4 separate regions of the Homo sapiens genome follow, and regions 2, 3 and 4 are each linked to region 1. A link is a contact called in ENCODE Hi-C or POLR2A ChIA-PET data. All regions are on one chromosome and are shown on one strand. Each heading gives the region's core, a stretch centred on a gene start or an enhancer-like site at or near the end of the contact. The rest is flanking DNA. Distances are from core to core; before and after follow the strand shown. Region 1 holds the start of ZNF354A (zinc finger protein 354A). Region 2 holds the start of SQSTM1 (sequestosome 1). Region 3 holds the start of MAML1 (mastermind like transcriptional coactivator 1). Region 4 holds the start of CNOT6 (CCR4-NOT transcription complex subunit 6).

Region 1 (2,784 bases), core at 161-2,660:
CACAGGCTTGGGGCTTACGGAGGGGACGCTGGAGCCGCAGTGGCAGCAGCGACCCGCTGAGCCCACCAGGGCCAGGGCTCGCCCCACGCCGCTGAGTTCCTCGGCGCCAGCTGGCACTGCCAGCACCCACTGCACCGCTCAGGAAACTGAGGCAGCGCCGGGGCACCTGCCCCGTTCACGCCGCTGCGAGGCGGGCCGGGACTCCCACCACGACGGCCCCGGGACGACTTCCCTCCGCCTCAAGCCTTTCCCAGCCGGTTCCTCTCTCTCCCGCCAACGAATCATCTCCCGACTCCACGGAAAACGGCTTTTTTTTTTTTGAGGCGGAGTCTCGCTCTGTTGGCCAGACTGGAGTGCAGTAGCGCAGTGGCAGGATCTCGGCTCACTGCAAGCTCTGCCTCCCGGGTTCAAGCCATTCTCCTGCCTCAGCCTCCCGAGTAGCTGGGACTACAGGCGCCCGGCTCATTTTTGTATTTTTAGTAGAGACGAGGTTTCACCGTGTTGCCCAGGCTGGTCTCGAACTCCTGATCTCAGGTGATCTGCCCGCCTTGGCATCCCAAAAATCTAGGATTACAGGCGTGAGCCACCACGCCCGACCCCATGTATCCCATTTCTAACACGATGTTTCTTTTTTGAGACGGAGTCTCGCTCTGTCGCTCAGGCTGGAGTGCAGGGCTTGATCTCGGCTCACTGCAAGCTCCGCCTCCTGGGTTCACGCCATTCTCCTGCCTCGGCCTCACAAGTAGCTGGGACTACAGGCGCCCGCCACTACGCCCGGCTAATTTTTTTTGTATTTTTAGTAGAGACGGGGTTTCACCGTGTTAGTCAGGATGGTCTCGATCTCCTGACCTCGTGATCCACCCGCTTCGGCCTCCCAAAGTGCTGGGATTACAGGCGTGAGCCACCGCGCCCGGCCAAACACCAGCTCTGAAGAGGAAAGCGCTGGGTGTCCCGAGGCGGGAGGGGTGGCCGTCCTGGGGACGGACTCGGAAACCGGGGCCCGGCTGCGTCCGCCCTGCCCTCGGGGTCCCGGTGCCCCGAGTCCGCGAGGCCCACATGGAGTGGGCAGGACGGGCCCGGGAGGAAACGCCAGGCCCGGCGTCCACGGCGAGCCGGACGCGGGTGCACCAGCAACGGCGAGGGAGCGCCCCGCGGGGGGGCGAGAGTCCAGATCCCGGCGCGGGGGCCGGTGACAGACGCGGGGGTGCCCGCCAGCGCCCACAAAGGCTTTCGGAGCCTCGGCAGCCGCAGGCAGTCCCCGTGCCGGGCGCCGCCTCCTACCGGCTTGGCCTGCCGCCGACGCTCACCTCCCTAAGCTCGAGCGTCCCGGGCCGCGCCTCCCCAGCCGCGAGGCTCCGGAACCGCCGGCCGGGATGCAGCCTCGCGACCCGGCTCCGCCCCGACGGCGTCTGGGCGACCTCAGGCCCGGCGCCGCTCACCCCGCGGCGCGCCGGGGACCAGGAGGGGCGGGGCAGCCGCTGAGGCCGCTGGGAAATGGAGTCCACGAGAGGACACCTGCATTCGGGGAAGTGTAGTTCCATGCGTTTGAGGCGGGGTCCCGGCTGAGCTGTTACGCGCCCACATGCCACAAGAGGGCCCCTGTGAGCTGGAGGGCCCCAGGTTCCTGGTTATAGGGAAGATAAGGGGAGGTTCGCTGAGGGCAGTAACTTGCAACTCTGTGTCTGTGGGAATTTCGGGAGGGAGGGCGTGGGCGGCAGGAAAACGGCCCAGAACAGACCTAGTGCCCCTCAGTTATTCACCAGAGGGGCACTGAGCACCTGCTGTGTGCCAAGCACGGTTGCAAGTGGTTTCACATGTATCAATCAATGAAAGAAACGTCACTGCCCTGGAGAACATTTTTTTGGGGGGTAGGGAGCAGACAATAAGCCATACACATAATTATATAACATTTTCGGGGATAAATGTGAGGAGAAACAGGGTATGTGGAGGGGTTTCGTCGCTGAGGTGAGAATGGACGAGGACTCCCAGGAAGTGCCTGAAGCAAAGGGGAGGGAGGTGCCAGCTACTGTGAAGCCAACGGATGTATGTATGTATATGTGTGTGTGTGTGTGTGTATATATATATATATTTTTTTTAAACTAAATCTTCTCAGTTACAAAAAGAACACCGGCTCCATTTAGAAAGTTTGGCGCTTCCCTACTTAAGAATATGCCTTGAACATTTGAATTTGTCAATAAATATTCTCCCTCAGTGGCATTTTTGATAGCTTCATTGCATTCCATTGCATTTATTTTTTTAAAAAAAACGTTTAATTGGCTGGGGGCGGTGGCTCATGTCTGTAATCCCAGCACTTTGGGAGGCCGAGGCGGGTTGATCACGACGTTAGTTCAAGACCAGCCTGGCCGAGATGGTGAAACCCCGTCTCTACTAAAAATACAAAAATTAGCTGGGCGTGGTAGCGGGCGCCTGTAGTCCCAGCAACTCAGGAGGCTGAGGCAGAGAATTGCTTGAACCGGGAGACGGAAGTTACAGTAAGCCAAGATTGCGCCACTGCACTCCAGCCTGGGCGACAGAGCGAGACTCCATCTCAAAAAAAAAAAAAAAAAGTAGTTGCCTCTGAGGAGGGTACTGGGAGCTGGAATAATACTTGCACTTGCTATTTAACACCTTGATATACTTTTCAACATTTTGCTTTACCATATGCATGTATGACATGAATGCTTTTAAGAGAGAAAACAATTTCCAGGCTTGCAAAATTGGCTGTATCATTAGCAATACTTCCAGCACCAACATACAGAAACCTTTGCTAACAGTGGCTTGCAT
Region 2 (2,894 bases), core at 375-2,874, 1.1 Mb after region 1:
AGCTTCCCAAAGACTCCCTCTTCTGTGCTTCCTTCTCCCCTCCCCGCCCCCCCCCCAGTCTCTTCACATGCCCCTAGCCCCCGCGGAAACTTCCCGCGATCCCAAACGGGCCAAATGGCGAGAAAGCAAAGGAGCTCCTTCTTGGGGGTGAGTGGGGCGCCTTGAGCGCTTCCTCAAAGCTATGTTCCCAGAGCCACAGGCCTTCCTTGTGTCCCTCACCCTGCTCAGACCGGGCCATAGCCGGGGGCTGGGGCAGGAAAGCCGGCCCTCGGCGGGGGCCACGTGGCTCTCAGGCGCCTGGGCTGCTGAGTCACGCTTGGCCAGCACCTGTCTGTAGGCCACAGCCTCTGCCAGCACGCCCCTCTGTGTCCCCTGCCCCTGTCTGCAAGGCAGTGGCTCCAGCAGGCCCTGGGGCATTTTCCACTCTCCACCGCCGGATGCAGGGAGAGGCCTGAACCCTCTCCACAGGGCTGCTCTGGGCAGGGTGGAAGCCTTGCCCACTTCGGAGCCCTCCGGGAAGGATCATTCACACCTGTGGACCAGCCCCTGCTGTGCGCACACCCACACATCACCTTCGCACCTGACTGGCCCCATCCAGCCACTCTTGCCTCCCTCTGGGTTTCCTCCCCTGGGAGGTTTCTCCAGCTCCTGCAAGCCCTGGGCTGAAATGGCATGAGTTGGACCCAGCAGGTTCTGACCTCCTACTCACAGGACCTTGCCTGGGAGGCTCCAGAGGGTGACCACTCGTCCTGCCCCTCTCCTTGCCCCAGTTCTGGCGGACAGGTTACTCTGGTGGCATAAAGCAGTGTTTCTTCCTTCCTAGCTGAGGAGGCTGTTGGCTGACCCCCTTGGCTGCCCACAAGGCCAACGGGCCTGAGCCCCCACAGGGCCATGGGCATTACCTGCTGAATTGAGGAGCCCATAAGGAGTCACTTGGACCACAGTGAACACTTGGCGACCACTGACACTCAGGAGACCTTAGCTGGTCCTCCAGCACCTCTCAACTCCACTCCTACTAAACTGGGAACTTCTCTGGTGCTCAGGCCAGAGTCGGGGTCCGTCACCGAGTATGCTATGCGCTGCCCATCACCGAGGATGCCATGCGCTGTAAGAGGGCTGCCACCGCGGCAGGCTGACCATGGCAGGGTCGGAACAGCAACCTGAGAGCCAGCTTGTTCTGGCCAGCAGTGCCCACTGGGCGACCTAGCAGCCTCCTGATATGGGGGCTGTGTCCCCCTCTCCCTGCACTGGGTACCCCCAACTGAGGATATTGCTGAGTCATGGCCAGGCCCAAGCCTGGGAGGGGCGAGGGGCTGGACCCCCGCCAGTACCCTGATCCCAGGTGCAGAGGCTGGAGCCCAGGCCTGTATGAGTGCCAGGGCCGGTTTCCTGGGGTCCTTGGTGCACCGGGGCAATGAAGAGAGGGGTCAGCAATGAGGGGGCCGGGAGACCTGGAGCGAGGGGTAGCGGGGAAGGGGAGAGTAGTGAAGGGGCCTCTGCAGGGCGGCTCTCGCGCCGCGACGACGGTGGCGGGGGCGGGGAGGGCGCGAGAGACTCCGCCCCTCTCGAGGCGGGGCGGGGCCTCCGCGTTCGCTACAAAAGCCGCGCGGCGGCTGCGACCGGGACGGCCCGTTTTCCGCCAGCTCGCCGCTCGCTATGGCGTCGCTCACCGTGAAGGCCTACCTTCTGGGCAAGGAGGACGCGGCGCGCGAGATTCGCCGCTTCAGCTTCTGCTGCAGCCCCGAGCCTGAGGCGGAAGCCGAGGCTGCGGCGGGTCCGGGACCCTGCGAGCGGCTGCTGAGCCGGGTGGCCGCCCTGTTCCCCGCGCTGCGGCCTGGCGGCTTCCAGGCGCACTACCGCGGTGAGCGGGCCGGGGAGCGGCGGGGGCGGTGACGCAGGCCGGACACGGCCTCCTGCCGCGGGGTGGCTGCCCCCTCCCTTCTCGGCGACGCCTGGCGGGCCGTGAGGGGGTCTGCGCTGGCTGCTCCCTGGATGGCGGTGGCCTGCATGGGTCCCCAGTTCGGCCATGGGAGCCGGCCTGGTGACTGGAGTGGTGACCAAGGCCGGGACCCGCTGCTCAGCGTCGGCCCCCTGGGGCGGTGGAGCCCTGCCGGCCGGGGGCTCGAGCCTGGGGGCGTCAGACGCCCCGCTCCACCCCCCGCGCTGTTGGGGATTTTGGCAAGGACGCGCCGGGGCGAACGCTCTGGCTCTCCGCGGGCACTGGGTGGTCAGGCGGGCACTCGGGTTACACTGACACCTTGCTGCGCCAGGTGGTGGGTTCAGATAATGCCCTGGAGGAGCCGGGCGAGCGCCGGCGAGGGGAGGGAGTGACGCGGGTAAACAAGCGCGGGGGTGCGGGGGACTCGCGAGCGCCGCGACAGCGCCTGGGAGAAGGGCACGGATCGCCGGCGGAACGCTCCGAGCCAGGTCGAGTACAGATGTTTTCCCATTGGCAAGTGGACGAGAACGTTCTTCAGAAGTGTTGGTGTTGGCACAGAAGCCCTGTTTCCTGCTGCGCTGGTGTGACCAGTGGCTGCTGGGGGTGGGGTTAGGGAGGTGGTTGTGGCCAGGAGGGCGGGAGGTGGCCAAGGCCGGCCCCTGGGAGGGTGCAGTGCTAGGACCTCCCTCTGGAGCGCTGCCAGCATACCAGGCCCTCTCCTATTCTTAAAAAAAAAAAAATTGTGATGTTATTGAGCTGTAACTGAAATAAGGGTTCACCCATTTAGTGTACAAGTCAGTGGTTTTCACTATTTTCATAGGTTTGTGGACCATATTCAGTGTGAGAGCTTTTCATCACCTTATAAACGCCATACATACCTTTTATCACCCTCTTATCCACATGCCCCCAGCAACCTCCTTTCTGTATCTATTCATCTTGCAATCCTGGACATTTC
Region 3 (2,939 bases), core at 354-2,853, 1.0 Mb after region 1:
TATTCTTTAAGACTTAGGGGAACCATTGAACTTTGAAATTTTTATTAGAAAATTATTTGTTCAGAATCAGACTCCATTATTTTACATATACTTAAATACTTTAGGGGTATTTTTGAAAGTTAGCCCAGTTTTTTATGTGCTATTAAATTTTTAGATTACATACTAAAGAAAAGTATGTACACAGAATGTAGTGCTCCTAGTTACTATTTTTTCTATTAAGAAATAGTTTAGTTCTGGTGTAAAATTTGTTTGAATGCTAAAAAAAAAAAAGCAGGACTGCATTATGGCACTTTTGCCTTGGTGGCCCACTTTCTCCATTTAAAACATTAGGATTTGTATTTTTCTGCTGCGTTTGTATGAAGACATATTTGATTGTTGTTTTCTCTTGATTTTAAAATAAAACCTCATGAGCCCTAGTAAAAAGCTAGAGTAACGAATGTTTGAACTACTGATGGTGTATCTCAATGTGCAGCCTCCTGCCACCTCCTGCTTAACCTTTTAGCAATTAGAGTGCCCATATCTAGAGTTCCTGATATCCTTTGGCATCACACTATCTAGTTTTAGTACTAACACTGTTTGATTGCTCCAGTCCCTCTACTCCCCTTTGCCTATTAGTTTTAATAATGGGGCATAATTTGTCTTGGTTTGGTTTTGTTGAGTAACTCAGTTTTACCTAAAGGACTGTTTTTGGTCCGGCGCGGCGGCTCACGCCTGTAATCGCGGTACTTTGGCAGGCCGAGGTGGGCGGATCACCTGAGGTCAGGAGTGGGAGACCAGCCTGACCGACATGGAGACACCCCGTCTCTACTAAAAATACAAAATTAGCCGCGCGTGGTGGCGCATGCCTGTAATCCCAGCTACTGGAGAGGCTGAGGCAGGAGAATCGCTTGAGCCTGGAAGGCGGTGGTTGTGGTGAAACGTCGTCCTTTGCATTTCCAGTTCCCTCTAATGGAGCTGCACTCTTGCATGCTTTTGCTCACATCTTCTGGACTTTTTTTTTAAGTAGTGAGTAATACTGCACTTTTGAAACTTGCTCGGGCTTTTACAAATAGGTGGAAACTACCAGTGATTCGGAATGTTGCAAGAGGAAACTACCAGCTCACTAGACGATTCTGACCAATTATGGGGCTGGATACAAGGAATAAGGTCAAAGTAAAACGGCTGACATTAAAATAGCGTGGCTACTTAGAGTTTATCAAAGTCGAAATTTAAAAAATAATTTAAAAAAAAGGTCTCTGTACTGCCAGGCGGGCGACAGGGACTGGCCAGCTGCGCCGCACTCGCCTGCCAGATTCCCCTTTTCTCGGGGTAGCCGGAAGGGCCTGCCTTCAGCGGGTGCTGTGCAGGAAACCAATAGCCGCCTCTTGGACGGGCTCCTGTCAGTCACGCTTAGCTCCGCCCCCAGGATTAAGGCCCGCCCAGGGGCTTCCCTCCGCCCTTCGCTTGAGAATTCCTTTTAAATACCGCTCTGGCGCCCGAGCGCGCCTCTTGCGTGCTCGTCCCCACGCCCTCGGGCGGCCGGTTCTTCCTTCTCTGATTGGCCAGGGCCCCTGCTCATCAGTCGTGATGCACAAGGTCTCTTACCGAGGCCCCGCCTTCTTCCGAGAGGCCCGAAAACAATTTTAAGATGGCGGCCGCGGCGGTAGCGCGGAAAACAATGGGGCCGGGGCGGTGGGGAGAGGCCGAGGCTTGAGGTAGGCAGCAAGCGCCGGCTGGGGGTCGGGCCGAGCGGGGCAGGAGGAAAACCCGCCGCCGCGCGCGAGCCCGCTCCGCTGCCCTCGGGGGCATGGCGCGGCCGTGAGGCGGAGAGGGGTAGCCGCGGGGAGCGAAGCCCGCAGTGCCAGCCGGCCCCGAGAGGCCCGGCCCCGGGCCCGGCCCGTGCAGCCCGCGGCCCATGGTGCTGCCCACCTGCCCCATGGCGGAGTTCGCGCTGCCGCGGCACAGCGCGGTCATGGAGCGCCTTCGCCGGCGCATCGAGCTGTGCCGGCGCCACCACAGCACCTGCGAGGCCCGCTACGAGGCCGTGTCGCCCGAGCGCCTGGAGCTGGAGCGCCAACACACCTTCGCCCTGCACCAGCGCTGCATCCAGGCCAAGGCCAAGCGCGCCGGGAAGCACAGGCAGCCGCCCGCCGCCACGGCCCCGGCGCCCGCCGCCCCGGCCCCGCGCCTGGACGCCGCTGACGGCCCCGAGCACGGCCGCCCGGCCACGGTGAGTAGGGCGCGGGAAGGCGCTTGTCGTGGCGGCAGCCCCCTCTCCCGAAAACGCTTCCTCTGACGCGGATCGGGCCGCTGGGAGACTTCCCCAGGCGTCCGCGACTCCTGGATCTGGCTGGAGAGAGGGTAACATGGCAGGGAGCTGAGAGGTTGTCATCTTTGGGAAGTGGCACGGTGGCGTTACTTTGGGAAAACAGCGCCTTGAGGGCCTTGCAGGAGGCCCGACCTGGGAAGGCTGGCGAACGCTAACCGGAGGGTTTTTCTTCCAGACTTGATTCCGGGATGTTGAGATCTTTATTCGAAATAGACTAGCATTCGAGTCGCCTGTGATGGAGGGAGTTCCTGCACCGTAGGCCTGGCCTCATTTATTCTGCAAATGTTTATTGGGTCCTTGCCCTTTACAAGATCCTGTGCTGTGAGCAGGATCAGGGCTTTCATGTGGAAATAAGTCGGCCTTTGGTTGACCAACTGAAACTCCTCTGAATGGAAAATCAAGAAATTTTTGGAAAACTTAGTAAAATGTTCAATGAGTTGCATATAAGTATTCCTTGTTTAGGTAGCCTGAACTTTGTGAACTTGAGATTCCTGCAATATTGTTGACAATTCTAGTTTTAATTTATCAGGCCTGTTTAAAATCTCTGATGATGTTAGATTGTTGGTCAATTATTACTCCCTTTGGGCTCTCAGTAAATGTTCCTGAAATTTGTTGGTTAGAGGTTTTTCTT
Region 4 (2,990 bases), core at 59-2,558, 1.8 Mb after region 1:
GCCACCAGACCTGGCTAATTTTTTGTACTTTTAGTAGGGACGAAGTTTCGCCATGTTGGTCAGGCTGTTTTCCAACTCCGGACCTCAGGTGATCTGCCCCCCTCGGCCTCCCAAAGTGCTGGGATTACAGGCGTGAGCCACCGCGCCCGACCAATATACCTCCAATATTAAGTCTGTTGGGTGTTATTCTTGCCCCTAGACTGTGAGCTTACTCAGGGCTGGGTGGGGTCTGATTCATCTCTGTGCCCTGACCATCAGTCAACTAATATTTCTTGATGTAAGCATCATGAATCAGCCCAGTCATTTCTCTGCTGACCTTCAAACACCAGAGTTTGCCCTGAACACCTTTTGATCTTGGAGCACAGCAGCTGCTGTCCGTTACCCAGGCTAGGACCCCAGCACCAAAACTGTCCATTAATGTAATGGAATGAATTACCATTAATAGGCTGAAGTGGTATGTTAACTTACTCTTCTTTGTATAATTGAGGAAGGAATAATATTCGACTGTTCACGATTGAATGTCTTGTCTTTAGGCAGATCAAGATACTGGCTCCGGTCAAATACTGTGTTTCGACGTGATTGACAGGCGAAGGCTTAAGGAAAAGGAAGAGGAGAAAAAAAGGGGAGGACGATCAAGGAAAAGAGGAGATAAAAGTGGACAACCCAGCCGGGCGCGGTGGCTCACGCCTGCCATCCCAGCACTTTGGGAGGCGGAGGTGGGCGGATCACGAGGTCAGGAGATGGAGACCATCCTGGCTAACACGGTGAAACCCCGTCTCTACTAAAAATACAAAAAATGAGCCGGGCGCGGTGGCGGGCGCCTGTAGTCCCAGCTACTCGGGAGGCTGAGGCAGGAGAATGGTGTGAACCCGGGAGGCGGAGCTTGCAGTGAGCCAAGATCGCCCCACTGCACTCTGGCCTGGGTGAAAGAGCAAGACACCGTCTCAAAAAACAAAAAAAAAGTGGACAACCTGGGGCGGAAAAAGAAGTAGATGAAAAATGGAGGAGCGCTAAGGAGAGGAGAAAACAGAAGTGCCAAGGCAGGAAAGGAGCGAGGAGAGCGGGAACAGAAGGAGACGAAGGATGGACGGAGAGGAAGGGATGGAGGGCGGCAGGCAGGGAGGCAGGGCCCGCAGCGCGCCGGGCCGGTCCACCGCTCTCCAGCGCGGGGGTAAGGGGGCGGGGCCTGGGCAGCTGCGTGCCGGGAGCGACCCCCGCACCGAAGGGCGGATGGTTGTGCCCGGCGACGGCGCCCAATGAGCGGCCAGGATGTTGGAGCGCCGGCGGCGGTCCGGGCGCTCGCTGGCTGAGGGACGGCGGCCGCCGCCATGATGCTTGTTTGCTTTCAATGAAAACGAGGGGGGCGCGGAGGAGGAGGCGGCGGCGTCGGTGGCGGCGGCGACGGCGGCGCGGAGGCGAAGGCAGCGGCGGGCGCAGCGAGGAGGGCGAGGCCGGGGGCCGAGAGGGCGGGAGGGCGTAGTGGCGGCCCGTCGGGGCGGCTGAGGCGGGCAGCCGAAGCAGTGGCTCTCGGAGGGGGAACAAAGAGCAGCGACTAAGGCGGCAGAGGAGCGGCGGCGGTGGCGGCGCTGCAGCAGCGGGCGGGACTGGTATGGTGGTTCCACAGGGCAGACCCCGCTGCACTCACAGGGAGGAGGAGGCGGCAGCGGCGGAGGAAGGCGGCGCACCCCGAGAGGTGAGCGAGGCAGGCCGGAGGCCCGGTCGGGGCGCCGCTCCTCTCTCCGGCCGCGCACGGACCGCCCCCCGTCGGCCGGGCTCGGTCGCGGGCAACTTTCGTTTCGTGGGCGGCGGTCCCGCTGCTCCGCAAGCTGGCGGCTGTTGGGGGCCCCTTCGACGCGCCGCGATCGCGCCCCGCCCCGGGCCGCGCCCCCGGGCCGAGTCCCTGGGAGGGGGGCGTTGATTGACGGCGGCGGCGGCGGCGCGCAGAGGGGAGAGGGTCGGCGCTGGGCTCCCGGATCCCGGCCGGTCCCGGCTGCCGTCGTCGGAGGAGGCGAGTCCGTGTCCCGGGACTCGTGGCCAAGATGGGTGGCAACTTTTGAGAAGCGCCTCTGTGGGTGGCGCGCTGTGTGGAGTGTGGAGCTTCGCGCTCCGTGGCCACAATTACTGTCAAGCGGGAAACCAACTGCTTACCCCCTCCCCTAAAATGTTTTTAAAATTCAGTTTAACGCAGATTTTGAGGGAGAGGACGGGGTGGATTACAGGTTAAAGAAGCACTTGGCATGCAATGAGGATGCTTATTTTATAGTATTGCGAAGGATTCGGAGATTGTACTGGTTTCTACAAGCAGTTTTCTCTGGTAACCCAAATTGCATCCCTCCTTTTTGTTTTTCAGCACTAATCGCTATTTTCTTTGGAAACTTCCTTTGATTCTTTACCTCCTTCACCTTCCCCGAAGAGCCTGCTAACCAACACCTGTGGCCTTCTGTTTTTAACTGTTGTTGCCATTGACAGCGTTGTGAATGGTCATCTCGCTCGAGCTCTTTGGATTTGTTGTTACTGTGTAAGCTGATGTGTTTTAGATAATCTGCTTCAATTTGAGTTCCCATACTTACCTGTTTTCCAGGTGGATTGTCTCATTGTTAGTGCTGAATCTTCTTGCCTACTTGTATCTGGGAATTTAACTTTGAAGAGGAAGAGAGTGAATATGAATAACTGAAAAATAAAATGGTGTGTAGTAGCACTTTGTATTTTTTACAATATACTAGAATTTACTACTCTAGAACAGATTAGTAGGCTGTAGGAGTGGACGTGGGCCATTGATCAAAAGGGTTTAAAGGCTTTTTTGGGGAATTGCTGTTAAGACATTTATCACAGTCTTTATTTAATTTATTTATTGTTTTTGAGACAGGATCTCACTCTGTCACCCAGGCTGGAGTGCAGTGGCACAGTTCTCGGCTCACTGCAGCCTTCGCCTCCTGGGTTCAAGCGATCCTTTTGCCTCACCCTCCTGACTAGCTGGGACTACCGGCAGA

The links. Hi-C counts contacts between places; a loop is a spot of excess contacts on that map. ChIA-PET counts read pairs that join two places held with the same protein, here RNA polymerase II (POLR2A). Pooled maps may share reads with other maps.
Region 2: a loop to region 1 is called in a map with no recorded cell type, with 26 times the contacts of the local background. The contact joins the promoter of SQSTM1 here to the promoter of ZNF354A in region 1. A Hi-C loop is called at or near these places in 1 of 37 single-sample maps with no recorded cell type and 6 of 50 pooled maps. POLR2A ChIA-PET finds 5 or more read pairs at or near these places in 1 of 52 experiments (activated naive CD4-positive, alpha-beta T cell).
Region 3: a pooled map shows a loop between it and region 1 (23-fold over the local background). The contact joins the promoter of MAML1 here to the promoter of ZNF354A in region 1. A Hi-C loop is called at or near these places in 3 of 37 single-sample maps with no recorded cell type and 12 of 50 pooled maps. POLR2A ChIA-PET finds 5 or more read pairs at or near these places in 1 of 52 experiments (WTC11).
Region 4: a map with no recorded cell type shows a loop between it and region 1 (13-fold over the local background). The contact joins the promoter of CNOT6 here to the promoter of ZNF354A in region 1. A Hi-C loop is called at or near these places in 2 of 37 single-sample maps with no recorded cell type and 7 of 50 pooled maps. POLR2A ChIA-PET finds 5 or more read pairs at or near these places in 1 of 52 experiments (GM12878).

The regions. Positions count from the first base shown.
Region 1 is chr5:178,729,249-178,732,032 of GRCh38, forward strand. ZNF354A (zinc finger protein 354A) reads right to left here and starts at 1,411. Exons shown (of 5, transcript NM_005649.3): 1 at 1,308-1,411. RefSeq lists silencers at 951-1,180, 1,251-1,590.
Region 2 is chr5:179,819,281-179,822,174 of GRCh38, forward strand. SQSTM1 (sequestosome 1) reads left to right here and starts at 1,625. Exons shown (of 8, transcript NM_003900.5): 1 at 1,625-1,861. The coding sequence starts at 1,657. RefSeq lists enhancers at 1-606, 360-519, 1,127-1,836 and silencers at 1-129, 1,430-1,679, 1,790-2,049, 2,060-2,239.
Region 3 is chr5:179,731,219-179,734,157 of GRCh38, forward strand. It overlaps MAML1 (mastermind like transcriptional coactivator 1), which reads left to right and starts at 1,604. Exons shown (of 5, transcript NM_014757.5): 1 at 1,604-2,209. The coding sequence starts at 1,895. CANX (calnexin) reads left to right here. Exons shown (of 15, transcript NM_001746.4): 15 at 1-423. RefSeq lists enhancers at 1,147-1,246, 2,008-2,508 and silencers at 1,697-1,896, 2,137-2,196.
Region 4 is chr5:180,493,071-180,496,060 of GRCh38, forward strand. It overlaps CNOT6 (CCR4-NOT transcription complex subunit 6), which reads left to right and starts at 1,309. Exons shown (of 12, transcript NM_001370472.1): 1 at 1,309-1,693. RefSeq lists silencers at 1,049-1,248, 1,379-1,518, 1,689-1,788, 1,819-2,078.